7 separate regions of the Mus musculus genome follow, and regions 1, 2, 4, 5, 6 and 7 are each linked to region 3. Evidence: chromatin loops called from intact Hi-C (ENCODE). Cell type or tissue: heart. All regions are shown on one strand.

The links. Peaks named below come from ENCODE experiments on the same cell type or tissue, not always from the same donor. Only the 100,000 strongest peaks of a DNase experiment are listed, where the experiment ranks them.
Region 1: a loop joins it to region 3, with 5 times the contacts of the local background. A loop is called at or near these places in 11 of 42 quality-filtered maps.
Region 2: it touches region 3 in a loop (1.9-fold over the local background); 2 of 42 quality-filtered maps call a loop at or near these places.
Region 4: a loop joins it to region 3, with 2.0 times the contacts of the local background. A loop is called at or near these places in 5 of 42 quality-filtered maps.
Region 5: a loop joins it to region 3, with 1.9 times the contacts of the local background. A loop is called at or near these places in 6 of 42 quality-filtered maps.
Region 6: it touches region 3 in a loop (4-fold over the local background); 11 of 42 quality-filtered maps call a loop at or near these places.
Region 7: a loop joins it to region 3, with 7 times the contacts of the local background. A loop is called at or near these places in 6 of 42 quality-filtered maps.

Annotation. Positions count from the first base shown.
Region 1 is chr16:34,571,197-34,575,196 of GRCm38, forward strand. It overlaps a transcript of Kalrn not described here. Among named protein-coding and RNA genes, the nearest start is that of Kalrn, 59 kb to the left of the region's middle. In heart, CTCF peaks have their summits at 1,001 and 2,497; DNase peaks (open chromatin) are centred at 1,535, 1,955, 2,495, 3,225 and 1 weaker place; H3K4me3 peaks cover 3,116 bases; H3K27ac peaks cover 2,459 bases; H3K27me3 peaks cover 116 bases.
Region 2 is chr16:34,439,312-34,443,311 of GRCm38, forward strand. All of the region lies in intron 1 of Kalrn (kalirin, RhoGEF kinase), which reads right to left. Among named protein-coding and RNA genes, the nearest start is that of Kalrn, 73 kb to the right of the region's middle. In heart, no CTCF peak of the experiment used is centred here; a DNase peak (open chromatin) is centred at 1,960; H3K27ac peaks cover 1,454 bases.
Region 3 is chr16:34,342,415-34,346,414 of GRCm38, forward strand. All of the region lies in intron 5 of Kalrn (kalirin, RhoGEF kinase), which reads right to left. Among named protein-coding and RNA genes, the nearest start is that of Kalrn, 170 kb to the right of the region's middle. In heart, a CTCF peak has its summit at 1,730; DNase peaks (open chromatin) are centred at 187 and 547; H3K27ac peaks cover 843 bases.
Region 4 is chr16:34,464,617-34,468,616 of GRCm38, forward strand. The region is part of intron 1 of Kalrn (kalirin, RhoGEF kinase); the gene reads right to left. Among named protein-coding and RNA genes, the nearest start is that of Kalrn, 47 kb to the right of the region's middle. In heart, a CTCF peak has its summit at 2,210; a DNase peak (open chromatin) is centred at 2,235; H3K27ac peaks cover 1,121 bases.
Region 5 is chr16:34,454,903-34,458,902 of GRCm38, forward strand. The region is part of intron 1 of Kalrn (kalirin, RhoGEF kinase); the gene reads right to left. Among named protein-coding and RNA genes, the nearest start is that of Kalrn, 57 kb to the right of the region's middle. In heart, no CTCF peak of the experiment used is centred here; a DNase peak (open chromatin) is centred at 1,559; H3K27ac peaks cover 1,536 bases.
Region 6 is chr16:34,529,493-34,533,492 of GRCm38, forward strand. It overlaps a transcript of Kalrn not described here. Among named protein-coding and RNA genes, the nearest start is that of Kalrn, 17 kb to the left of the region's middle. In heart, CTCF peaks have their summits at 735 and 2,190 (motif pointing right); no DNase peak of the experiment used is centred here.
Region 7 is chr16:34,698,559-34,702,558 of GRCm38, forward strand. All of the region lies in intron 5 of Ccdc14 (coiled-coil domain containing 14), which reads left to right. Among named protein-coding and RNA genes, the nearest start is that of Gm35150, 9.9 kb to the left of the region's middle. In heart, a CTCF peak has its summit at 1,807 (motif pointing left); a DNase peak (open chromatin) is centred at 1,813.

The DNA of each region.
Region 1 (4,000 bases), 230 kb after region 3:
TGGAAGGACATTACCCCCCGTAGGAAACTGACCCCAGCCCACTTCTGACTCTGTGATCTGAGACCAGCCCAGACAATGTAAACTATTTGAAAGGTCCTAGGGAAAGCAACAAATTAACAAGTCTCTAGAATTGGAAGCTACAAAACAAATAAATGCCTATCAGAAAAAAAGTAAGGAAGACAGGAAGAAGAAAGGAAGAAGAGAGAAAAGAGAGGGCAGGAGAGGAGAGGGGAGAGGAGGGGAGGGGATGAAGAACAGGAATTCACACTTCAGGGTAGAATATGAATTCATACCATGGTGGGTTTTCCCCCAGAGCTAGAAAATACAGCTGCTAGGCGTGGCTGCGGTGGATGCCAGTGGGGTCTGGAAGAGGGAGGTCCTGGTGAGTGTTTCTGGATGTCACTTAGCTTCCAAGAGCCTCTTTCCCTAGATTCAGGACTATAAACCCAAGGCAGACACCTCTTTAGAATCCAGGCTTTGGTATCTAAGACGGGAGAGAGGAGCAAGAGAGAAAAGGGGACGGGAGGGGACGGGGGGGGGGGGGCGGGGGGGGGGAGGAAAGTGAAAATGCTGACTCCAGGATGGAGGAGGGAGGGAGGGCAAGCTGAGCCCTGGAAGCAGGACAGGATGACAGGAGCCTCCTCCCCTTTCCCAGACCCTGGCATCAACTCCCGTCCTCCAGCTCTTTCCTCCCCAGACCAATTAGAGATGACCATATGGGCCAATTAAGTCTTGACTTTCAAAGCCACAAGTTCCCCCACAAAGAGCCGGGACTCCTTTCCCTAGAGTGGTCCTCCAGGGCAAAGCAACAGGGTTAGGAAACAGATGGGTGTGCAGCCTCCAGAGCTAACCTGACCCCTGACCCCCACCAGTTCATGTCCTCTGATCCAACTTTCCCGAAGGGAGAGCAGATGCGTGGGGCGCCCATAACTTATCAGAGTCCTTGGGACAAAGATTTCCAGACAAAATGGTTGCAGACGTGTGGGGAGCTGGGGAACTGCACAACGGAGCTGGTGGAAGCTACAGGTACAGGGGACATTGGTGATGTTTGAAACAGGGCTACAGGTGGTAGGAGATGAGGGTGATCGGTGTCTATTCTGGGGAAGGGACTGTGGAGCCAGAGAACAGGAGCAGCTACAGACAGGCTGCTTGGGAGGTACAGAGGCGCAAAGGCTGGAAAGCTATCACAGGCTCCACGCGCTGCAGGCAAGCAAAGATTTGGTGGGTGTGTATTAAGAGGGACGCTAACTCGCACTTCCAGCAGTAAGTGATTCTTAGGTAAAACTCATCGGTTCCCGGAGCTGGAGAAAGGACCAAGCAGCGGGTCCAAGGTGCCTCCGATCCTCCCAGCGGGTCCAAAGTCCCAGATGCCGCTTCCCCACACGCACCCTGCACGTTCTCTCATCGCCTGGCTTCTGCCTGTCAGTCTGCAGTCTGAGCGCCTGGCGACCCTTGCTGCCCCTCTTTGCACATCAGGGCCTCGAGCCCTGGAGGGAAGAAGGGATACCGACCACGGGCGACCCGGGAGCCCCGCAGATAGGCACTGTGGAAGTAGGGAGCCGAGGGAGGGGCCGGGACACCGGTAGCTGAAGCGGCGCGCTGCAAAGTGATCCAACATCTCCCAGAGAAGGCGGCCCAGGGGGACCGCCTCCCGCCTCCCCAACACAGACTCCCGCAACTGGGGTGAACGCCGAGGGGCGCCCAGCCCCCACACCCTCCCCCAAACTGCAGCCAGCACCGCCAGAACAACGTGAACCTCCGCAACTCCAGCCCCGACGATCGCGGGGAGCCGCCTCCGACTCGCTCGCCCCGGCAGCAGCCTGCCTGCGGTCCCCAAACTTGTCCGAAGACACCGCGTCCGAGGCGGCCGCCCTCACCCGCCATCCCCGAAACCGTGCCCGAGATCTTACCTGTCCGGAAAAAGGCGTCCACGTCCGAGTCGGCGGCTCCCCCTTCCTCCGATGCCCCCTCCGGGGGGTTCATGACTGGGGGAGGGCGTCCGCGGGCAGCCGGGCGCCGGCGAAGCCTGGGGCCGAGGGCGGCGCGGCGCCCGGTGGGCGGAGGGCGCGGCGGCCGTGGCCACAGAGCCGGCAGCCGCGGGGCTCCGGGACGCGGGCGCGGGCGCGGGGCGGGGGGCTGCGGCGGGGGGCGCCGAGCCTCCTCAGGCGGCGGCGCGCGGCGGGCTAGGGGCGCCTGCCGCCGGTCCCCCCATGCTCCCCTTCCCCGGGGCGCTGGCCGCCTGCTGTCTAGCCCGGGCCGGCCCGGGGTCCCGGCTGCCTGCGCGCCCGCGGTGCCCGGCAGCGGCAGCTGCCTCTCCTCGCCCGTCCGCCCGTCTCTATTGTTCAGCCCCGCTCGGCTCTCTCCTCTTTATTTTTCCTCCTCCCTCCCACCCTCCCTGGCTCCCTACCTCCTCCCTCCCTCGCTCAGCTCGCTCTGCTCGCTGCCTCCCTCCCGGCTCCCTGGCTGGCTCGCGAGCTCTCGGGCTCCCCCTCTGGCTCCCGCCGCCGCGGCTCCCGTGGCTCCTCCCGGACTCCGGCTCCCTCGGTCCCAGCCAACAATGACCCGGGCAGCTCCGAGCTGCAGGGACGCTCCCGCGGGCCCGGGGCCTCGCCGCGGGCGGCCCGCAGCGCGACGCGCCCTTCCCCGAGGCCCGCGCGGGCCCTCCCGGAGCCCAGGCCGAGCTATTGTTCGCGCCGCGCTAGGCCGGCTTCCTGAGCCCCGCAGGAAAAGCCCGGGCCGAGGAGGCGGCGGGGCGGAGGGCGGGGCCGCCGGGCGCTCTCCCGGCTTGCGGGGGACTCAGCGGCCGCCGCCGCAAGCTCCGCAAGCTCCGGGTCCTGCCACCTCCCCGCCCCACCCTGCTCCCAGGTGCGCGCTGGGAATCCGGACCTGCCCGCACCCCTCCTGCAGCAAGTGCCCTCAGTCCCCAAGTCGGACTGGCCTGTCCCTAGAGGCTGGACTTCATCCCTCTCCTTCCTGACCTGCCCCTGGTCGCCCTGCCCTCGGAGGCCTCACCGCATCCCTGCTTATGTCTCCCCTTTTCAGCTGTTCTTTACCCTCATTCAGTATCCCCTTCAACATCTCTTGAGCGAGCGGCTCAGAGAACCGTGTTCCGTTTTATTCCTCTTACGGATGCTTTCCTGCCTATCTCTCCTGTCCTGTCGCTCTTTTGTGTCTCTCATTTGTCTCTGTCCTGCTCTGGTCCTTGGCCCGCATCTCAGGGCTCCTCTTGGACAGCAATCAAAACTCCCTAATCCCGGGGGCCTTCTCTGTTCTGTCCTTCTCTCTCCAGTGAATGGAGAGATCCAGTTGGCCTGGATAAAGGGGGTGTTGCAGCGAGCTGAATGTCAATTAACTTAGAAAGTAGAGCTGAGGAGAAACCGGATAACAACCAAAAAAAAAAAAAAAAAAAAAAGGTAAAGGGGGGGGGGAGAAAAGAAAGCAGATGTTATATTGAGTAATTAGTGTGGTGATTGAATTGTGGTGATCGGTTTGATCCGTTTTTTAAGCAATAATTAAACAATAATTAGTTGGTAGCGTGTTAGTGGCCATAAAACAGGATCTTCAGACCTGAGAACTTAATGCAATGTGTTGAGGGCTATTTGCTGCTGCCTCGCCCAGGCCTTTGGAAAGAGGAGGCAGTATCTGACCTGATGTGTTCGAACGCACCTAATGGGAAAACCTGGTGCTTGCCTCTAGTTGATGGCCTCCTACCCATTATTCCCAGTCTCTGGATCTGTTTGTCTCTGGCAATCTAATTTGGTTCTGCTTCCCTCCTGGGGCCAAAACACCTGAGGCTGCTCTCTATCCAGAGTAACCCAGGCAGCAAAGGAGAGGAATCACCATTTGAAGTCAACACGTTCTGCCCTCACCTTTCTTTCACTGTCTCTGCCTCTTTTTTTTTTAACCCATTAACAGAAAGAAAGAAAGAAAGAAAGAAAGAAAGAAAGAAAGAAAGAAAGAAAGAAAGAAAGAAAGAAAGAAAGAAAGAAAGAAAGGAATG
Region 2 (4,000 bases), 97 kb after region 3:
CAGTTATCTTCAGCTTGATCAGTATGCCCTGACTTTTAGCACCAGGGACTGCTTTACCTCTGAGAGGATAATTTGGCCCCATTAAAGAGTCAGAATTCCTAAACATCCAGCAGACAGGTGATAAAGACAAGGGCCACAGTCACAGATGGATGGTTACAGAGAGAAGACAGCCCAGAAGTTTCTAAGCCATTGTAAGTGTATCACAGTGGGGATCTGAGCATGAAAACGAGGCCGGCCAATGAGTACCACTGCAGGCCTTGTCTAGCATGTGTTCCTTGATGTGCCCCCTCATTCTATTGTCTTGCCTCAGGGACTGTGAGGAAACCCACACCAAGTTATCGCTCCAGGATGTAGAGACAGCCCAAAGGGATTACTTTTCATAACAAGATGGGTCTCAAAGATTAAAATGAACCATCCAGGACCAGAAAGGTTGGCTAGGAGACTTTCACTCGTCTTCACATGAGCTAGGAAGGTAGAAGTGAGTGGGAAGGAAGGAAGAAGGAAGGAAGGAAGGAAGGAAGGAAGGAAGGAAGGGAAGAAGGAAGGGAGGGAAGGAAAGGGAGAAGGAAGGAAGGGAAGGAGGGAGGGAAGGAGGAAAGCAGGCAGACAGGCAAGATCTAAAAACTAGTACAAGGCAGCCATGAAAGAGGAAATGATGAAGAAATCTGGGATTTTTTAGGTCTTGAGAAAGATGCAACATTCCAAGAAGAAACTAAGTTTAATTTTAGACATGTTATCAAGGTATTCACCTAGGACCATACAGCAGACATTTAGTGAAGAGACAGGAAGAGGGTGGCTACATGTGGCACTCCGTGCATCTTACATTCCTAGTTCTCTGGAGCACAGGGTAGAGAACTTGGTAGGTTATCACCCCAGGCGCCTCACTGCAGAGTACAGGGCAACGCCAAGTGAGAACCCACACAGCACTGGCTGCACACGACGGCTGGCTCCGCCCCCCCCCCTGCAGGGCCCACCAATCATCTCACTTCTTCTGTTAGTTCTTATGACATTAGAAGTCAAGCTGGCATAGTGCCATGGGCCACTGGTCCTGCCAGCTGTCCCTTCTTGAGAGAATCACACCAAATCCTCCCACAGCCTCACTGGGCAGAAGCCGCCTCTTGCTGGTTTAAATTCAGCTACTGTTTTCTCAGTTCTGGGTGATAGTGACTAACAGATAGCACCCAGACCCTCTCCAAGCATCTCCCTGTGCCAAGGACTGTGAGTGCTGAAACAAAGGAAGGTAAAACCATAGGGACAGAAGCCGAGCCACCTCCAGGCTGTAGCACCTTGGGGATGAGACAGACTCTAGCCACGTTTCCATCATGAGCAAAGGGCCAACTCTGGCTCCCATCATGGAGCCTGGGTGTCAAATCCCATCATGCACTTTTCCAGACTACCTTCTGCATTTGGGAGTAAGAGGGTCTACACCTTTCTTTCAAGGTACCTGGAGAGAATGAGGCAGACAAGGCGAAAGCTAGATCGACATGTTCAAACCTCCTGAGCTGCCATCACTTGGGTACACCTTTAAACAAGGACTACTTCTTTCCCTATATTCCCCAGAGGGTCCTGTGAGTTTCAACATAATCAGGCACCATAGGACCTGGTATGGCTCATAGCTCTTCTCCGTGGGACTGCAAACAAAAGCAGAAAGCCTGACCTAAAGAACAGAGCTCAGCAGAGCCTTCCATTCCTGCCCACAACAGTCCCAGGGAACTCCAGCTGTGCGGTGTCCACATCCCTAGGCCTGCCTCCCTGGATAGAACGGCAGTGGATGCTGATTGCAGCAACTTTGTCACATGCCTGAACCACACCCCTCCACACACTCACAACTCACTACAAGACCTTCTCTAGCCAGGGTCTGCTGCAGATCAGACAGCAGAGGGGAGCTGGCAGAGGCTCTGCTCCAGGCCAAACGCATGGGGCCTGGGGAGAATCCTTTTGCTTATGCTCATGTCCAGGGAGACAGCTGCAACTCTGGACTTCTGGGCAAGTTGCCCAGCAGCCTGACGTCCTGGAGATGGAGGAGGGGCCCAGCTGGCTCCAAGAAAAGAACCTGGCCTGAGGGTTTCTGGTGTGTGTAGTGGAGATCCCAGACCTGAGGGGAGAATGATCGTGAGTGACTGCCAAGCAAGGAAGCCTTGTATTAAAGTAAAAAGGCTGTGCTCTTTAACATCTCACATCACTGCTACAGAAAGCCTGTGGGAATGTCAGGGACTCCTGGTGATGATAAATGGCGGAGCACTCTGCACTTCACCACAACAATAAAAAGCACTTATATTTTCTTATTTCATAATTTCTTCCAAATTCCCTGATGGGAGTTTCTGAGGATTTGCCCTAGTCTCTACAGTTGGCCATGACAGATGGAATCCAAGGCAAAAATACTAACAAAGTAAATCAAATATCATGTAGCAGTTGACCTGCTCCCTCCTTCACCCCTTAAAACATCCCACATCCACCAAGATGTATGTTCCACCCACAAAGCTTAAGAAAGTCAGTCTCTATTTACAGTCACATCTGCCCGTGTCCAGGACACACAGGTCCCTCCTCCAGATCCACTTGGCTGCTGAGGCTCTGTTCTTTCAACACTTCTCTTTTAAATTTACTTCCTCTTTACCAAACTGACTTTAAGTGTCATGAAGGCAATCCATGTTCACCATAGATCCTTTGCAAAATAGACACAAGAAATAATATGACCTCATGTCCTAACCCTATCCTACCCCCTTTGTCTTAGTCAAGGTTTCTATTCCTGCACAAGGTTTCTATTCCTGCTTCGTGACCAAGAAGCAAGTTGGGGAGGAAAAGTTTTATTCAGCTTACACTTCCACGTTGCTGTTCATCACCAAAGGAAGTCAGGACTGGAACTCAAGCAGGTCAGGAAGCAGGAGCTGATGCAGAGGCCATGGAGGGATGTTACTTACTGGCTTGCTTCCCCTGGCTTGCTCGGCTTGCTCTCTTATAGAACCCAAGACTATGATCCCCGGGATGGCACCACCCACAATGGGCCCTTCCCCCTTCATCACTAACTGAGAAAATGCCTTACAGCTGGATCTCATGGAGGTATTTCCTCAAGGGAAGCTCCTTTCTCTGTGATAACTCCAGCTTGTGTCAAGTTGACATACAAAAACAGCCAGTACACCCTTGGATACTGGTTATAATTTTCCTCCATATATTTCTGATTTCTATTCTCCTTGTACACTTTCCCAATGTTTTTTCACCAAGTCTGGGTCAGACAGTCTGATTTCTCATCTCCGTCACTAATTATGCACTATGTCCACATCCCTAGGCCCGCCTCCTTGGATAGAATGGCAGTGGACGCTGATTGCAGCAACTTTGCTCACATCTATTGCATTTTTTTCCCCATCTATTGCATTTCCCCCCCCCCCATGGACTCTCTCACTGAGATCAATAATCAGGTCAGTGAATAGGATTCAACTTATAAAAAATTCACTCGACACACAGCTTTTTAAAACACAGCTATTACATCCCAGGAGGCGGCTCATCTGAAGAATTCAATGAGCTAGCACATCACTTCCTGTAGAGTGCTCCAGCGCACAGGAAACAGAGAGTCACGTCATAAACAGGGCTAAGAACAATCAATCACAAGCTACCATTTTCAGTGAGCCTACTATGCTCCAGGAACTCAGCTAAACTGAACAAAAGTATCTTATCTCAGCAAGCTTGCAGTACTGACTAGTTTTGTGCGTCAGCTTGGCACAAGCTACTGTTATCTCAGAGAAAGGAGCCTTGGTTGAGGAAATGCCTCCATGTTTAGGGTATTCTTCTCAATTAGTGACCAATGGGGGAGGGCCCAGCCCATTGTGGGTGGTGCCATCCCTGGGATGGTAGGACTGGGTTCTAGGAGGCAGAGGAAGCAAGCCAGTAAGCAGCACCCCTCCATAGCCTCTACATCAGCTCCGGGCTCCAGGTCCCCCTTCCCTGTTTGAGTTCCTGTTCTGACTTTCCCCCAATGATAGCTTGTGATCTGAAGTGTAAGCCAAAT
Region 3 (4,000 bases):
TCCCTTCCCCTCCCCACTTCCTTTTCACAAACCCCAAAATGTCTGGGGCAAAGCAGATAAAGATAATGAAGTTCGGAGAGAGCCAGAGAGCCGGGACTCAGTGTGATGCACAGCAGGTTCCACATGCATGCCAGCTCCTTCCCACTCCCTTGGCTCAGACAGAGTAAGCCCACAGCACAGAAAGCAGTTGCTTTCTGATTAGCAAAACCCAGGCTGCAAAGCCTCATGCTAAAATCACACCCTGTTCTTGACAGCTGCACTGCAGCCCAGCTCTGTCTGGAGGGGCACACGCTCTGGCTCTGGCTCTGGCTCTGGCTCAGCCTCAAAAGGCCTTGCTTCCCACTCTTGTCCTCCTTACTGTAGGAACTAGGATGAACCGTTTCCCTAGTCTTTCCTCACAGTAAACAGCATTTTGTTTGTTTTCTTTGTTGTTGTTTTTGCATTTCATTTCCAACCTGTGTGCTCAGAAACACTGAAACCCCCGTAAGGCACTGCCCCACAGAGAGAGTGGAATGGTCACCCAGCAGCCAGCAAGTCAAGCAGATGAGAAGCAGGACCAGCCAAGCCAGGAGGCGGCCCAGGCAGCCCCGGGATATTGACTCTGAATGGCCAAATTCTTTCCATTTAAACCACAAACACTGATAAAATATTTTCAGGAACAGAGTAAGGGAATGCACTTCCCTCACTTCCCAAAATGTAGAACTGAGGAGGTCAAATCCTATTTAAGAAGCTGAGAAAATAGTGCCTGACTTTATCCCAGAACTAAATTTAGGCATCCACCGAGATCTGGCCCCTTGGCAGGTTAATTTAGATGAACTAATGGCGTTCCTGGCATACAGGATATACTCAGTAAATGGGAACTATTATCTTTACTGTAAAAATGGAGTGTCTGGTTGATGTTCTCATCCAGTCCTCCTACGCATCCTAAAATCAGATCTGCCAATCATTTGCACATCTGGGAACAAGACTCCACAGGGCTGAGCAGGAGGCAGCTTGCCTTCTGGGATCCCTGCTTCGGAGAGATGGATGCTATGTTGAAGGGATGTGGGCTAGGTAGACTTAACCTTAAAGATCTGAGGAAGAGGGACAGACACCCCCTTAAACCTCAGCAGGTGTGGGTTCTGGAAGGAACACACAGGGAGCAAGGGTCAGGTACATGTGTTGGGAGGTGCTTGGCTTTCAGATGCCCATGGACAAAGCTCACTGTGCAGAGCTGAGAAGCAGCTTCCTGAGTGGAGGGGAGTCTGGCCATTTCTCATGACTACAGTGAGCTCCCATGTGTAAGGTTTAGAGAATCTGCTGTCTCTTTGAGGGTAGGACAGAATGCAAGGACCCCATGATGCACATTCATGCTTTAGAAATCTTCACCTCTTCCACTCTTCTGTGCCTTGGATAACATCATACTTTACATTTCATTTGGCTATCTAGACTTCCTCCAAAATACTTCAGATTGCATCCTTAACCCTCCCAGGCAGCCATTGAGCTCACGGCCTTGGCATTCCCTTCCTTCCCCTCTGACACAGGCTCATCCTTTGGACTCACTTCCTTCCCTTGTCTCCAGGATTTGCCTCTCATGTCCTCTCTGTCACTCCATCTGTCCCAGATAGGGTTCCTGTAGAAGGACCATGCTGGGTTCTGCTACAAACTCTCTGCCGTGAGATGAAACTCCACAATTCCAGTTCCAAACAGCAAGGGACTTAGAAAGGAGCCCTTGGACTGCTCAGCAGTAGGTGGTGCTCTTGTGCCAGCTCAGAGTCAATGTTCAAAATGTTTGATTCTGATAGACAGTCAAGGGAGGGCAGAATATGCCTCCTGGGAACCCAGAGTCATCAAAAGTCTGGCTGTGACCTGCAGGCATTGCAGTTCAACTGAGAAATGAGGCTTGTGAGCTCATAGTTTGAAGACCAGATGGGATAGACAGGGCAAATGGGGAGCTTGTGCCTACTCTTGATACCTCGTGATAAAGCCAGTTTGCAGGTGGGATAAATACCTTGTGATGGGACCAACCTGGTCAGCATGTAGAAACTAGCCCCTTTCCCTCTCTACCAGGAAGGTTGATGATTCATTCATTCTCATTCTCTCTCTCTCTCTCTCTCTCTCTCTCTCTCTCTCTCTCTCTCTCTCTCTCTCCCCCTCTTCCCCTCCTCCCCCCTCCCCCTCTCCCTCCCCACATGCCAGAACATTGCTGGAAAAAGGGTTTACTAAGGAGAGTCTGGGAGTTAGCAAAAGAGCACCACATTGGGATTTCTTGAGGAACATGGAATATAACCATGAAGGAAGAAGCTATCTTGTTCTAACTACAGGTAGTTTTCCATGGAATTAAGATGCCTGACTACAGGTGGGGGTGGCTTTTAACTCTTTCCATGACAAAGTGATTCAGCTTCAGTTGTGTTTAAGAAAACCAATGGGACCCAGAGATAAGGTTGGAACAATTCATGCCCCTGAGTTGGGGTTCTCCTTGAGGAATGGAGACTATCGCTGGCCTGGGCACCAGAACCAGCTAACATAACACACTCAAACTGGAAGTTCGTCCCTATGATTAAACGTGGGAGTGGGAAGACAGCCTCCCGTGTTTGTGTGTGAGGCTCTCTGAGTGATGCATCTTCCTTCTCTGGATGGGTAGGGCCTAGGGTTTCCAGGTTCAACTACAAGAAGCAACTTTCCTCTTACCACTGCAGACACAATCTTCTCCTTGCCTGTGTAAACAGAGCCAAGGGGCACAGACTCCTCCCTCCTCTCCTGTTTGAAAAGCTGGCCCCAGGAAGGCCATATTGAGAGCCAAGGCCCACATCAGTGAATACAGACTGAAGTAACTTCAGGGACTTTAAATGGAGCAAAAAATATAGGGAAGGATTACAAGGACCTACCCAGTCACTGCAGGACTGACTTAAGGGAGCAGGAAGAGACTGGTTCTGGGGCATGGCAGGGATAGGGCTGGGACCACTGGACGGAAGTATCAGGAGGTAGACTCTGGACTCTGAGCTCAAGTCCTTTCTTTCTTACAATTGTGGCTGAGTCACTGTGGGCATGGACTAGGTCTCAAAGCTGCGGTATCCTCATCCATGGGAATGAATGCTCAGCAGAGGCTGGGAAGATACAGGCCAGTAAAGGAGGCTGAGAAAGAGCTCCATCCTAGCAAAGACTGGACCTGGTGCAGAACCCCCAGGCTTCTCAGGTGGCCCTGACAGGACCTAAGCCAGTCATGGGAAGCAACTTTTAGAGTCACTGCAGTAGACTGCTGGCCCTTTGCCACACGATCTGAGAAGTGGGCACTACCTCCTGCCAGCTGCCTCTTGCCTTCCTCCCTGTGGATTCTCAGCTCCAGCAGCACTGGACCACAGATATTGCCAGACCACAGTTTGTGCGTTAGGGTTGCTGAATCCCTGTTCATTCTCTCTCCTTTCCACAAACCCAAGCCGAGCTACACAGGCCCCTAACTAAGTTCCACAGCAGTGATAGGCACCTGGAGATTTGGTGTCTCTTCCTCAGCGTGAGAGGGTGTATTTGATTTTCCAGTTAGCCATAGCATTGGGCTTGATACGAATAAATCAGCTAATCTTCAGCATCAATGGTCCAAGGTCATGGTCAGAAGCCTCCATTTCCTTTCCCTATGCCAGCATGAGACCTTGGGACTGATAGCCATTGGCTAGCTCCATTTTAAGAATCCCTTCTTAATTCTTCCATTTACCTGGTCCCTAACTGGCCTTATGTTCTGTTGTCCATAGTCCACTATGGTAGTCCATGCTATCCATAGTCTACTCTGGTATCCTTATGAATAAGGCTATAATTCCTATCTACCCAATATGCCCCATAAGAAAAGTCCATCTCTCCATCCATCCATCTTTTTCTGGACCCCATCTTTATATCATCTTTATAGGCCATGTTAGGCTTGTCTCTGTAAGTCTTCTGGGATCCATGCACACCAGATGCACCACACACAGTTTTCTTTATCCACACAATAATCCCAAGGCATGTACTAAGATTGATATTTTACAGGTAA
Region 4 (4,000 bases), 120 kb after region 3:
GTGGTGTCGCATAAGAACCTGCCCCCTCCCCCTTTCTTGCTATTTTGCCCAGAATTAATCTAATTAAATCAATGCATGCTCCCCTTTCCTGGAATAGAAACTGTGATAATCGTCTCCTTAATTTCAGTAATTGATTAACATAACTAATACCTGTCGCCTACATCAGAGCCCACCTCTCCAGGGCTGATGTCCCCAAACGCTGCCTGAAAGATAACCCAAGAGCTCACTTCTGATGCTCCCTAGATAGACAAGTCACACAGGAGGGTTTGAGTGGCTTATTTTCACTACATTATATGTTGATCAGGGAGTGATGTCACAACACAGGTGTCGAGGTCAAAGGATGCCTTTTGGAAGATGGTTCTCCTTCCACCATGTGGGTTCTGGGACCCAGCTCAGGTCGTCAGGCTTGGCAGCTCTCTACCCTTTGAGCCACCTCACCAGCCTGGTTAGGAGCTCTTCATCAGGCTTCCAAAAACTTTCCTATCAAAAAGCCAACAGTCTTTTCAAAGCCCACAGCTGTTCTTCCATAACAAGGTTCCACAGAAGCTTCTGATCCCAAGAATCCCCCTACAACCAGAACCTGGCCTGCCTTCCAGTGCTCTTCTTGTAATGGCCTGTTCTGCAAATCTTAATCACAAGGCAGAGACTTGCACTGAAGCCATCTTACAAGTTCATGAGTCACTTCCATTCTTGATGGCCTTTCGCTATTGACCAAACACGTCCAGCCCAGTGGAGATAACTACTTCTTTGTCACGTAGCTTCCATACCAGACTGCAGTGTCTTCTCCTGTGTGTGTGTGTCCCTTCCCAACACACACATCTCTAGTTCCAGTGATGCCCTGCAGAGCAGTAAGAGGTGGGAGAATCTCACTCCCCCTTCACAATGGATGCCCAGCAATATGGAAGGAAACCATTATGCTTGTATGCACATTTTAGTAAATCAAGCATTCAAGACAAAGCATTTGTTGTGAACAAACCACGTGCCTCATGGTGCTCAGATGCTAAGATAGGAGGCTAAATAACATGCTACTCATATATAAGAGTGTCACACTAGTCCCCTAGAACGTCACGATGTGGCCCAGCTTCCAGAAAAGCCTACTTTTTCTGCACCTAGAGGTATCCTTGATTCTTCTCCTAAAATACAAAAGACAAAATCGATGGGTAAGTCTGAACATCACACCCATGTCTGTCTCCGAGTTTGTATCTTCATTGAGTAAAGTGTTAACAGGAAAGGATGCGGGATGGAGGGTTCATCAGGCTTCCTCATCTGTTTCTTTGAACTTCCCATGGATCTAATTATTTCAGGTTTTAAAAAAAGATTTTAAATAGATAGATGAGATTTCAGTGACAGTTCAAAGTCTAATAAAAGGCCTAACCTTGGGTGAGTCTACCCACTCCAATACTTCTGGAAATATGCACAGAAAAAAAAAAAAACACCTGAAAGCAGAAACTTCAGGCAAAAGCTCACACTCTACTGTCTCACAGAGAACTTGTCATACTGTGCACCATACATCTGAATATGTATAGTGCCTGTTCCTTATTCCAATTCTGGGATATCTGGAGGCTCAGTGCACATTGCCTGTGCTCCCTGTAACCTGGAGGGTCTGCCCAGGTGGGGAGTTAAACCAGCAGGACTTAGAATCCAACATACCTGGTTCTCAAATAGAAGCCACCACTTCCTAGCTGTAGGACCTGGGCACATAATTTGTCCTCCTCCATCTGCTGCAAAAGGATGCTGGTGGCAGGTGCTACTACCAATGTGTCAATAAATAACTTAGTACGAAGCACATGAGAAAGACCAGCATCCACCAAAACTATTTATGGTCCTAGAACTCTGGGCAGGAAAAGGTCTGGGTTTTCAAGGCACATTCTTCCTTGCTTTTCAGTGACAAGTTGTCTGTCTTTCTCTATATTCTGGCACCTCTCTAACCTGCCTAGACATCTCTGTTATCCAGTTACCTCAGCCCAGGACTCCTCAAGTGAAACTTCAATGAATGATCAGTTTGAATTTTTATGTTGTTTTTCTTTTATTACAATCTGTCATCAACTAATACTTTAGTGGAAAAAATTAAATAACACTGCCAGAGGAGTGTTAATTTTAAAAACAACATTTAAGCTCTAATTTCTTAATTTTTAGATTCAACAGACACGTTACTTTGCAAACTGGTGTGAAGTTTCTAAATACAGCCTTTCCATTTCTGTCCCCCTCACCGCTAGCTGGCAGCAAGCATTTGGCAGAGCTCTGCAGTGGACAGGGAGCTCCACTCGGCACCTCCTTCCTCCAAGACAGCCAGGGGAACGTTAACAATCAAGGTTTAAAGTCTCTGTGCTTTGCATCCTGACTTCAATTCCTCACTTAGATTCAAACTCTCTCAGTGCTAGGACCATGTCCACTGGGCCTTGAATATGACCAGACACCTCATGGGAGCTTAATTACCTGCTGACAACCTAAAGATTTAAACAGACATATTATTTACTTTTACCTTTTCACAGTTTAGACAACTTAATGGGTGCGTTTGTAAAGACCTGCCCCAGGAGGACACTCTGTCCCTTGGCATCCCTCCTTGTTTGTCTGAGCCTCGTCTCTCTTTTTCCCCCACTACTGGATGCATCTCCACTTAACTGAAATGCACAGATATGGTCACTGCTTCTTTTCTACTGAAGGAAAAGACAGAATAAATTGCAGAAAGTGCCATTCATCAACTCCTGCCTCTCTAGATAAACATGCGAGCAAACGGAGAACATCTATTAATTTACTTCCCGGGGATACCGTCAGGCTAATCTCTCAGTGTCACTCCAACACTGGCACATGATGGCTGTCCAATAAGCACCTATGCAAAGGGTCACAATGTGCCAGCAAGTCACAAGGGCTGCAAGCCACATCTTCACTGTGTCACTGGGAATGTATGCACAATTTTAACCAAAACAGGGCAGTGAATTGCACTGGAAGTCAGGTCCAGGCATTCTAAAGAGGTTGGCTACTCAGACCGGACAGTAAAATCAGACAGAAAAACATTTTAAACACTCACGCCTGTACCTCAGTCGCAGAGATTATTCCACGCGACTAGTCTAAGAACTCAGAAGGTCCTTAGATGTATGCTCAGAAGACAAATGACTGGGTTAATAGGTGAGGAGTTGGGGCAGATGTGAAGCTGGTCCTGACTTCTGTCCCTACACACCCCTACCCTAGAGGGTCTTCTCCCAAGGGTTAGCCTCAAGCTCCAGCCAGGATGTATCCCTCTTTGTCTTCTCTCGGGTCTGAAGCAGAGGAGGCTGCTTTGAAATACTGTGCTCTAAGAAAGCATGGATTTGCTTCATCCTTGCCTTTTTCAAGCAACAAACTTTGGGGCTTTCTGAAACGCACACCCAGAAGGCCCCTGAGCCTCACTGGCCTCTGCTCACACAGGATGCGAACACTTCATCTCATTTATTTCTTATTAATCTAATGGTTGTTCATCGATTGTTTTTCTGGAGGCTTCTAAGTCCAAGATCGTGTCTGAGACTGCAGACTTCCAGGGCAGAGAGGCCAGGGACGGGGATGAGAGATGCCAGCTGCCTACTGAGGGCAGACAAAGGTAACAAACTCAAGGCCTCATGAAGTATCGACCGCCCCGTGTCAAGGAGCAAGGAAAGGTTGGCTGAACTCATGAGCTACACCAGCAGTGTGATTTTGGGGCTGCCCAAGCTTCTGATCTTTGGATACCTTTTGGGGATGCTATTATTTTTTGGCTGTCAGAGACCCCCACCCCAATGCTTTCATGACCTGGAGGAGCCCCTGAATTTGTCATTCTCCCTCTGCATCCTGGCCTTCCCACTCCTTGAGCCGCATACTGAGATAATCTGGATGCTGTGTGGGGGTATCTAGAAGGAGATGAACACGGGGAAACTGGGGAATCAGCTGTGAAATCCAACACATTTTTTTTTTAAGGTGGAAAATAAAGGAAGAGAGAAAATGCCTTAGACGCTGGGAAAGCACCTTCACCAGACACTCCTCGGGTCTC
Region 5 (4,000 bases), 110 kb after region 3:
AGCAAAGGTTCATGATCATTCAAATTTTATATCAATGCTTCATGGCAATATGGCACCCAAGTAGAGTAGGCTATTTGGACTTAGATTTAAACTCCTGCACTCTGTGATTCTCAAGGTAAATGGCCACAGAAGGCTGAGTCTCTGGATCCTCCCAACTCCCACACCTCACACTAGCTCACTCTTGCCCCTCTTGGCCCCTGCAGCTGTGAGTGGGTAACCCCCAGATGCTCCAGCAAGCATCTGCATGGGAAGACTTTTCAGTCCCAGTTGGATTCATCATCCAACCCATGGAGCAAAATCCAACCAGCAGCAACCCACAAGGAAGATGCTCACTGCTTCCTACCCACAAACCCTTTGAGGAAACTGGCTGGCCATCAGAACCATAAGAAGGGGTGATGGGGTAGACAGGAACTTTGAGGGATGAAAACAAACATGCAAACTGAACCTTGATCATTAAACACACACCCTATTTCTGAATAAGGTAATATTCTCAAGTCCTAGGTAGACAGGAATTTCAAGGGACATTTATTAATCTCTGTTCACCTCCCTTCCATGTCCAAAGTGTATCAAATCTAATATCTTTCTTTCCATGGTTTTATTTGGTTTTGTCTCTAGTACCTGCTTGACTTCCATCCTGTCACTGACCACCCACCAAGGAGCCTGGAATGTTTCTAAGGCACCTGCTTCTATTCCTCCCCCATTAAACACTTAGATTTCATCTTTAGATGGGTCTATGAACACAGGTCAAGAAGGAAATAATGTTTAATGGTCCACTGAGAATTCATTATTTCAAGTGTTCACATCTTCCTATTCAACTAGAAATAGCCTATGTCCTCCTCATATTCCGAACTGGACAAGGGTCCTGCTCTCTGGGGACTTCAGAAAAAATGAGCCACTGCACATCTATTAGAACAGAGATGGAAAAATGGGGCTAAATAATTTTAACAGTGAAGGAACTCAGAAAGAGAAGGAGGAATATAACCTGGGGAAGCTGAATGCTCAAGAGAGGTTTAATTCTGGGCTGGCAGTGCTGAGTTCAGAGGACAGGTCAGCTTAGGGTACGAAGTGGGAATTCTATGCAACTCTTTTTTTTTTTTTGTGGACAGTTTAAAATATTTCTTTTTTTTTCCATTTTTTATTAGGTATTTAGCTCATTTACATTTCCAATGCTATACCAAAAGTCCCCCATACCCACCCACCCCCACTCCCCTACCCACCCACTCCCCCTTTTTGGCCCTGGCATTCCCCTGTACTGGGGCGAGAGAGGCCCATTGGACACGCAAACTTTCTATGCATCTCTTTAGGGATTCCATGAACAGGACGGTTAGCTTTGCTGCAAGGTGGCCCTGGTCATAGTCACAATTGTTTGTGGGTATACAACTACCTGATCCCATAGGGCCTTCAGTCCAGCCAAAAGGACCCATTAAGGAAACCTAAGCAATTGGGAATTAGACTAAGTGGCATTCAGGGAAGCCAGACCTGGTTGGGTGTGAATGATGGACGGCGGGGAGAACAGGGGCTGGCTGGGAAGCCTTGGCGGAGAGCCCAGCCATGATACAGGCTCCAGGGCCAGAGCTTTGTTTCTCCTCTGTCAGTGGCCTTGTGAGAGCTGAGTGAATCCACATCCACTGCCATAACCTTCCGCCAGACTCTGCAATCAATATGGCTCTCCGACATAGCTGGCGCAGGGGCCCCTGGCTGGCTGCCCTCCAAGCCCTCCTTCCCATTAACGTGATGAGCAGCAGAGGGCATGTCAGGGAGAATTGTCTGTGAATTCCAGGAATGGAGAAACCCCTCTGTACAACCCCTCCCCCAAAGGACAAAAAGTAACTCAGAAGTGCTTTGAACACCTCTAGGGGACAACGACCCCTTCAAAAAGGACAGACTGGCCATCTCGGTTCAGACCTTGATTCTGCCCATATTGCACTAGCAGTCCAGATGTAATCAAGAGCTCCTTGGTGTGGTCATGTCTTCATACCAGATAAAACCATTTATGGCTGCCCTGTTAGACCAGGTGCTTCCTGAAATAGATGGACTGACTCTCCCTCGATCTCTCTTCTCATACCTTCAATCAATAGCCATGGGCCAGTGAGGCTCAGCTCACTCCTATCTTCTACATTCTTTTCATTCAACCACAAATATCCTTTCATGGGACTTTAAGGAGCTAAGAGAGGGGCCACAGTGACACAAACGAGACAGAAATAAACCTAGAGGGTGGCAGGCATACCTCTTTAGGAAGTTCACAGCACATCTCTTAGCATAGGCTATCCCTGGAGGAAGGTGAACAGAGAAGAAACTCCAAGATGAAGGATAGCTGACTCCCATCTCCCTTCCCCCTTAACAAATATTTTATGCACTTTCACAAGGGACCAGGCCCCAGATATACAGCCCTGCAGTCTGATGCTTGTGCAGGGGAAAGGTCAAAGAGGGGTTCTGTCTGTGCTAAGGTCAGATGGAGCAGAGCTGTAGTCCCTACTCTGCCTCCTGTGCTGTGAACGATCGTGATTCACAGAAGCAGAGACTCAGGACAGCAGCCACAGGGAAGACCACCTCCTCCACACTGGTCTCAATGTGGCCATCAATATAAGTCGAAAGACACAGCAACTCCCTCCTCTGTACCGCACAGGAGGTACAAACAGATGATCTAATTAGACCAAAATGAAGCTTCCTCTCTTTAACGTCTTAATGGTATTTACATATTGACTCTGACTCACACTTCTGATCTGGAAAGGTTTGATTAACATAACTCCTCATCTCCACCCAATCTTTTGGGAATCGTGGCTCTTGCCCAAAGGACATTTTGACTATTTCCACATTACCTTAAATCCCAGCACTGATTAAAGTTTCATGACAAGCACATTCATAGACTCCACGGGAAACCCCTGCTGTCTCTGGATAAGAGTTAGCAGTGAAGTGGGAACTGAGAGGAGGCCTTGTCTACATGGAGCAAGGTCTGGAGCCCAGGACCTTATCATACAACTTCCTGTGTGACCCAGACATTAGCTCCTCGGTGCCCAGATTCCCCATCCATAGAAGGAAGCTGCAGACCCGTCTAGCACCAGGTATCCCCCAATGCTCTGAAGTCTCGTGACTGTAAATATATATTTTAAGGTATTTCCAGGGGATGAACCTGACAATTTATTTAGTTATAAGAATTAATTATATAAGATATGATTAATGATATCTAGCATCTCTTAGCTCTGTAAATCTGTGATTCCATTATACACAATGTTTTTCAAATGTGCAGTGATGTAAATATTAAATGAAAATTAAAACAAACAGAATAACAGTTCTTTTTAATGCTTATTTAAAAAAATAGAAATTAAGGAGTCTTGAAATCTCCAGATATTCAGTATATACATCATTATTATTATTTTTAATTTAGGTTCTTTTTTGTGGAGATGAATGGATGAGATCAACGTTATCCAACATCTGGGCTGCTGAAGACTCAGTGATTGGGATAACTTTTCCTTTTCCTTTCAAGAGTAAAACGAAGCACGGCAATTACGGTGGCACTGCTATCTTAACGTGAAGTCAGAACAGTGTCACTGTCGTATTTAACTACATTTAGCTATGTGTATGTGTATATATGTGGACGTCAGAGGACAGCTTACAGGAGTGCCACCATGTGGGTCCTAGGGGTCCACACAGGTACTTATGCTTAGTGTTAAGCACCTCTCTACCCACTGAGCCATCTCACCAGCCTTCACTAGCATATTTTATGTTCTTAAGCATAGGGTGAACCCAGCATCCCAACATATATATGACTTTATATTAAAAATATTTCTTCCCCTACAGTATATCACTCTGGGGGGGGGGGTGAGTATAGGCTCTGGGATAGCAGAGAAGTATCTCGATGGTCTGAATGAGAATACCCCTCAGAGGCTCATATATTTGGATTCTTGGTCCCAAGCTAATGAATTGTTCAGGATATGGCCTTGTTGGAGGAAGTGTATCACTGGGAGTGGGCTTTGAGGTCTCAAAAGCCCATGCCAGGCCC
Region 6 (4,000 bases), 190 kb after region 3:
CTACCATCAGATGAGTTTGAAGACAGTCCGGAACATTGTAACAAGTTCCGACAATGGACAAAAGTGATCTGGGTACTGCCCATCATCCCCTCTCCTCTGCTAGGTAATGCAGAGTAACCCAGCAAGGCCTGTGGCTGAGTGAACACCCTATTTCCTCTTTCAGATGGTGGGAGCATTTGAGGATGACTATATGTCATTGCACAAACATATGAATGCCAGCCTGTGTGTCTGTGTGAATAGTCTAATATACCTGGGTGTAGTATCAGCATTTGGACATTGGAAACAAGAACTTTGAGTGTATCAGGAAGCCAGCCATATCTCAGCCACCAGCTTCCTTTGGAGACAGTAGACAAGAAGTACATGGGTGAGAAGAATAGTCAAAAATAGACAGCTATTTCCTTCTGGTATCTTTGGGACTGAGTGTATTCTTATACGGAAGTACATGGAAGTATATAAACACACTGCTCATTGAATAGTTACCCAGGATCTACTTTGAATGACACTCACCCTAAGGCAATGTGTGCTGTTCTGACTTCACTCCATGACGACAGTGGACAGGAGAATACTGCAGAACATGTATCTGGATCTCTGCTAAGCCCATGGCAAATGTCCTCCAAAATATTCTTGTAGATAATTGAGTATGGGTACAGTTGTGAGGAGTCGCTGCAAATGATTGCAAAAGACCCAAGGGCTTTTATTACGAGAAACACTTTGTGTGGAACAGGGCTCTCTGGTGGTGGCCACAGATACCACAGCACTGCCCCCTCAAGTGTTTCTTTAGCTTCTTTAAAAATGTTATTTCCTCAGATAAAGATTATGCCTATAATATGGACAGATAATACAAACCTGGTATAGTGGACTCAATACTATAACAAATGACCGGGCAAAGATATAAGACTCTCGGCAAATCTGAACACCTGAACAAAATCAACAGGGGCAAACTCTGTGTCTGGCGATCTACCCTTTAAAGCGACGCACACATCACTCTGAAAGCCATTCTCACCTTCTGCATCTACCTTAGTGAAACACTGTACACAAGACGCACGCACGCTGGCTGACAAACATTCTCAGGAGCAGGATGGCTTCGAGGATGCAATGTTAGACTTGCCGAAGCAATTGTGGAATATTTACACCAAGAAAACTATAACCGCACAGAATATTTTCAGAGCATGTTTCAGGAAGAAAAGTTGATATATAAAGCATGATATGGTAACCTCAGACTGGTAGGCATAAGCCATATACAAATACACAGTGACGCCCACAGGGTTTCCCCATCACCGGAAGCCTATTCCCAGACAGAGCCTCGGTGGCCATTCGCTGCGAGAGAACTATGGCATTGCTAGTAATATCTAAAATTCAGAATGTAGTCATTTTGGTAATTGTATAATTACAATTTTTCCAAGTCTTGCTTTTATCCAAAGGGGGAAAGTTAAAAATATAGGAGATTATACAAATTCATTGGCTTTCCATTATTCAAAAGTTTAGCACTATGGAAATCTAGCAAAAGTGCTACCTCATGGTACAGAGAGTGTCCCAGAAGTCTGGACAGACCCTGAATACCAGAGTGTCACTACACTGATGACACCTGGAGAGCTGAGCTGGGGCCAATCTCAGCAATGCAATTAGGTGGGGACACCAACAGTACGACATCACGAAACAAATGGCTATGAGGAATTTGGAAAGCTTGACATTGTCCTGACTGACAGCACTGCCACTGTTTAACCTCGAGACACGACTGCGGGTACAACCAGGTCCCTTCAGATATTTGAAGGGCTATGGAGATAAGCCACAGTAAACCTTTTTAAGGCAGTTAACTTATTATGGAAATTTCCAGAGGCAAATGCTAGAACAAATAAATAAAAATGGTATTTTCCTTCAAAATTTATATGTGTGTGTGTGTGTGTATACACATACACATATACAGAGAGATACATATGCATCTACAAATAAAGAAGCATTTTAACTGAAAGAACGAATGGTAACAAAATAGTGGGAAATCATGAGTTTCCTATCATTGTAAATATTAGAGTAAGAGAACTTTTTTTAAAAAAAAAGCATGTTGGTTTCATTCCAGATAAATCCAGACAATTTTTAAAGATCTCTAACATTTCTAATATTCTGTGATCCATTCAGAGACAGAATTGGTTTTCAATGTATGTACCCATTTGATTCCAAATCCCTCTAGTGGTATTCTCTGCCAGCAGGTGGCAGCAGATGCCTTGGACGCTGGGTTCTATATGTTAGGTGTGGTCAAAAAATAAATGAGCACAGTTTCCAACAGTTAAAAAAGGGGGTGTGGGAGAACACAAGTCCCAAAGTAGCTTCCTTCAAAAGAACAAGCAAGCATAACTAAAAAACATGTCTAACAGTATACAACAATACTTTTTTTTTTTTTTGAGACAGTCTTTGTAAGCCTAGGTTGACCTAGAATTTACTCTATAACCAGGCTGGTCTCAGACTCTGGAGAATATCCTGCCTCAGCCTTCCAAGTGCCAGGATTACAGCACACACCATCACGCCTAGGTTTTGCATGTTCTTCTTGATCTCTGAATTCCTCTTGATTTAAAAAAAAAAAATCCTTGCTTCCTCTGCAGCTGCACATCACATCCATTACCATAATCTTTCAGCCAGACCCAAAGAAAAGAACCTTCAGGATGGTCAGAGAAGCATTCTGGCCATTTCCTGCTTCCAGCTCCCATGCCCAGCATCTCCACAGCTGAAGCTACAAAATAAGCAGGAAACATACAAAAACAGTGGACCTCACCCGGATAGCATGAAAGTACATCATTACCATTTTCTAAGCACACGAGAATTCTTCCCTACCCCAGCCCCAAAGAAAGGAATAAAGCCCCTGCTTTACCCCACTCTAGCCTTGGCTCTCTGCTGTGATGTCATTTAAACTCTGCATACAATCAACAGTCCTAGTCCAAGTGGCAACCAGAGACAGACAAATCTGGTATTCGTGAAGTATTTTGAATAGGGCTTGTAAGTGGACAGAAATAAATAATATTTGTTGAACCAGCATTTAAAGCAGTTACATCATGGTTAATCATGGTCTTGAGTCAAGGTGCTATTGACTGTTCTAGTCTCAGGTCAAACAGTCCTTCTGCCAGGAGCCCTTGAGCTATTAAGAGCATGTTCAGTTCCTCCGCAAAGTGTCAGGCATACACTCTGTACCTCCCGTGTCACACTTCTGCATCTGCCCTAACTAACACCACTCTACCACAAACACTTCATTTCCCTCTTACAATGCAGCATCCAAAGGCCTGAACTGCGTCCCCAAATACAATAGTCCCCCATATTCATGAAACTATTTTTTATGTGTATAAGCATTTTGTCTGCCTGTATGTCTGTGTACTGTGTGCATGCTTAGTACCCACAGAAGCCAGAGCAGATGGGACATCAGAGCCTCTGTAACTGGAATTACAGTTGTAAGTCACCATGTGAAAGTAGGGATCAAATCCAGGTCCTCTAGAAGAATAGTGCTCTTAAACTCTGAGTCCTCTCTCCAGCTCCAGTGAGACTCTCTCTTATAGAGAGGCGTTATCAATAAATCATCAATATGGTACCATTCCGCCAAGAGCAACATCCATTTGACAAGCATTTCCCAAGTGTCTATAGAGCTCGGGGTGGCACAGGGGAGGTCAAACCTGCATCCCGTTCTCAGAGAGCTCAAACTGAGAAAGAAAATGAAGGCAAGAACACAAACAACCATGCATCAAAGTATGCCCAAGAGCAAAGTTGGGCTTGGTGGTTACATATGTGTAATCCCAGGATTTGGAAAGGAGAACCAAGGGGACCAGGAGTTCAAGGTCAAATGCAGAGACCTAGAATTTGAAGTTGGTTAGTTTGAGACTCAGTCTCAAAACAACAGCAACAACAACAAATGTGTATATTAGAGAACAGAAAACCAGAAATTACCAATAGATATGTGCAAGAGGTTGACGTATGGGATAGGTAATGATGGTGGTCATAGCTACAAGGTCCCTGAATTGCTCTT
Region 7 (4,000 bases), 360 kb after region 3:
AATGCCTCCACGAGATCCAGCTGTAAGGCATTTTCTCAATTAGTGATCAAGGGGAAAGGCCCCTTGTGGGTGGTGCCATCTCTGGGCTGGTAGTCTTGGTTCTATAAGAGAGCAGGCTGAGCAAGCCAGGAGAGGCAAGCCAGTAAAGACCATCCCTCCATGGCTCTGCATCAGCTCCTGCTCCCTGACCTGCTTGAGTTCCAGTCCTGACTTCCTTTGGTGATGAACAGCAACGTGGAAGTTTAAGCTGAATAAACCCTTTCCTCCCCAACTTGCTTCTTGGTCATGATGTTTGTGCAGGAATAGAAACCCTGACTAAGACAGAGACCAATCACTTTCTATTCTGCTTGCCTGCACTGCCCACGTGTGCCTTGAAATGTGACAGTGCACCTAGTGTGTGATAATGTAAGTCCCTTTTTCCAGCCCCTCCTCCTGGGATGACAACTCTGAGACTAATTATTTATTAATTAATGCCTAGGCCACAAGCTTTGGCTCATTCCCCTGACTAGCTCGTAACTTATTTAACCCATTCTAACTATTCTATGTCTTCCTCATGGTTAGTTACCTCTCCTCAGCTTCATGCACCCAAGTCCAGGGCGAATTTCCTTTTAATTCTATCCTGAGTTCATCTACCTGCTGGTTAGTTAGCTCTCCTCCAGTCCCACCTGCTTCTTCCTCAGCATCTGGCTCTCAAATTTCCCATGCCTCTCTATTTTCCAGAATCCTCTGTCTTCCTGCCAGTGTCCCGCCTCCTATTTCCTGCCTCAGCTCATTGGCCATAGGCTTTTTTATTGACAGGTGGTGCTTATAAGCGATCACTACATTGGTAGGCTGAATGTGTGTATATTTTTGTATGTATGTCTTCACATTAGTGCTGTGTACCCATGTGCTACACATGTTTGTCTTTCCTTATCACGTCCTGCCTTTATTCTTACTGAACCTGAAGCTTATAGATTTGACTAGGCAGGCTGGCCACTAAACTCCATGGATCCATCTGTCCCTGCCTCCCCTTTGCTGGGGTTAAGGACCATACTGCCTGTCAGTCCCTGCCAGCTCCTGGGGATGGAAACTCTGGTTCTTGTGCTTGAGCCAGCAGGTACTTCACTGACTGGGCTATTTTTCTAATCCCTAGGCTGAAATTTTAATTAATTTAGTAAATTTGAAAACTGATATCCAATTATAAAACTCCTAAGACTATTGGAATACTTCTGGTGTGTAAATCTACTCTTTCAGCTATAAATTATACACAGTCTAAATAGAGATGGAGTGTTTCTCATAAAGATTTAGCATCTGTTTTGAGGTATGCTATAAATAGATGCTGGGCGTTACACACTGCAATGTCAGTGCTTTTGTTATATTTCCTTCTTTATTTTTGTGGTGTTGGAGATCAAACTGAGGCCTTCAGTGTTGTAGGCAAGAACTATACTACTGAGCTGCAGCCTCGGCTCTGGCTACATGTAACTAAAACATGGAAAGTAAGTCGTCCCTTTAATTTTTTGGTATGACTACTTAAAATTTTAAATTAAATATATTGCTTATATTATGTTCCTGTTGGACAGTATCAGTCTTAACTAGGGTCCATTCCATATAGCCAGTTGTGTTTTTAGAAATGGTGTTTAGTTTTACTTTATAATTAAAGCTTTGTTAGAACCTACTGTTCATAGGTCGTATGTGGCTGCTTTCGTACTACGGTGGCATTGAGTAGTTGTGACAGAGACAAGTTAGCTCATAAGCCTGGAATGTTTATTCTCTCTGGCCTTTTAAGAAAGAAGCGTGTTTGGAGTTTTTTAGTTTCTGTGAGATGGCGACATCTGCTGGCAGAGGCAGGACTGTGTAGCTCAGCTTAATAAGACTACAGAAGGAAGTCCAGTGAGCTAGTGGATTGAGAACATGTGCCGGTGAACATGGACTCAGAGCTCCTCAGATTAGACAATTCTTAAGGAACCAGAAGTCTAAAAAAGAGAGGACTAGGATTCAAAAGGAGAGGACAAGATTGTGCTTTGCTGTGCTGTGCTGTGTTGTGCTGTGTGCTGTGCTGTGCTGTGTTGTGCTGGGCTGTGCTGTGTTGTGCTGTGTTGTGCTGTGTGCTGTGTGCTGTGCTTGGCTGTGCTGTGCTGTGCTGTGCTGTGTTGTGCTGTGTGCTGTGCTGGGCTGTGCTGTGCTGTGGGCTGTGATCTCCCGTGGACCATCTTAGACTCCTGAGTTAAAATAGCTTTAGAGGATATTTTTCTATTTCCTTTATTGTAAAATTATTTTAATAAAAACTGATACTTTATAGGAAGTTATTAGCTAGTTTTGTAGCTCGTCTGATAGAGATGATCTGTTATTGCTATGGGTTTTCGTCATCTCAGAGGGATCACGTTTAGAAATATATTTCTAGATAGCAAGATTTATGAAAATGAAGTATTTACTTATCTGCTCAGTTTGCAGCTATTGGATGATATAACATTGCTGAGTGTTTACTCTGTGCTACATACTGTTCTGAGGCGTTGCCAAGTGCTACTTACAGTTCAGCGATCTTTAGAAGTTGGTGATTTTATTTGCATTTTACTCTGTCTTTGTGTTTAATAGCAATGAGGTTATGCAAAGTAAAAAGACACTCATAGTATTACCGATTGACTTTAGCTCTGTAACCAGTGTTGGGGGATGGACTGAAAGAGTGACAGGAAATTGAAGGAGTGGGTTAGGGTACCTCTGTGTGAGGAAGTGATTGGCAGCACCGAGCAAACTCGCTTTTTCCACTCTGAAAACTAAAGGAAGCAGCAGCCTATCCTGGAGCTGTTCATATAGTGAAGCAGCATTAGGGAGGTGGATAGACCGATGGCTAGCCTACCCCTCATATAAAGGAAAAAATGGCCTCTCCAGTCCTGTGTGCATGTGCGCATAGCAGAGGCTGACATCAGGTGTCTTCCTCCTAACACCTCATCTTTTTTTTGGTTTACTTATGTATTTATTTTGGTGACACAGTTTCATGAAAGTCAGGCTGTCTTCAAACAGGATATGAAGCTGAGAATGTCCTTGACTTGTTGTTGTTGCTCTTGTTTTGTTTTTCTTTTTTATTTTATTTTTAACATATATAAGAAATAAATGTAAAAAACCAAATACGTGGACAAAAAATACAAGAATCATATGATCATCTCAATGGGAGCACAAAAAAACAAAAAGTCTTTGATAAAATTCAACATGCATTCTTAATAAAAGCTCTAGAACAAGTAGGACTGTAGGAAACATATTCCAATAAAAGTTATAAATGACAAACACATAGCCAATATCATCCTAAATGAATGAAACCATTAATAAGCGCCATTAAAATCGGGAATGGGAGAGGAGTGCCCACTGTCTCTACTGCTTATCAATAACATGATTGAAGCATTAGCTGGAGCAATAAGGCAAGAGAAGGGATACAAATGGAAAAATATTAAGTCAAATTATTTTCAATTGAAGATTATATTATCTTATATCCAATATTCCAAAAATTTGACTAGAAAAATTGTAGAAATTATTAATAATCTCAGCAAAGTGTTATGATACATAATTGACTTACAAAATTTACCAGTCTTAATACATAAAAGTAACAAGCCTGCTGGGAGAGAGGTCATGGATGTGCTCCTCTTCCCAGTTTCTCAAAATATTTAGAATATACAAAACCAAAGAGGAAAAAATAAAAAAACAAAAACCTCTACTATGAAAACTTTAAATGTGTGAAGAAAGAGATTAAGAAACATTCTAGAATTTGAAGACATCCCAAGCTTATAGCTTGGTAGAATTAACATTGTGAAAAAAAGACCTACCTACTAAAACAATTTACTGATTTAATGAAATCACAATCAACTTCCTTATTTCATTCTTCACATAAATAGAAAGAAAATCCTCAATTTGATATGGATCAACAAAAGACCCAGAATAGCCAATTAGTCCTAGATAAGTGCTTGTTTCTATGTATGCATTCTGCTTGTTTTAAGTGCTAAGTGCATCTGTCTATGACCCCAACTTTTATACA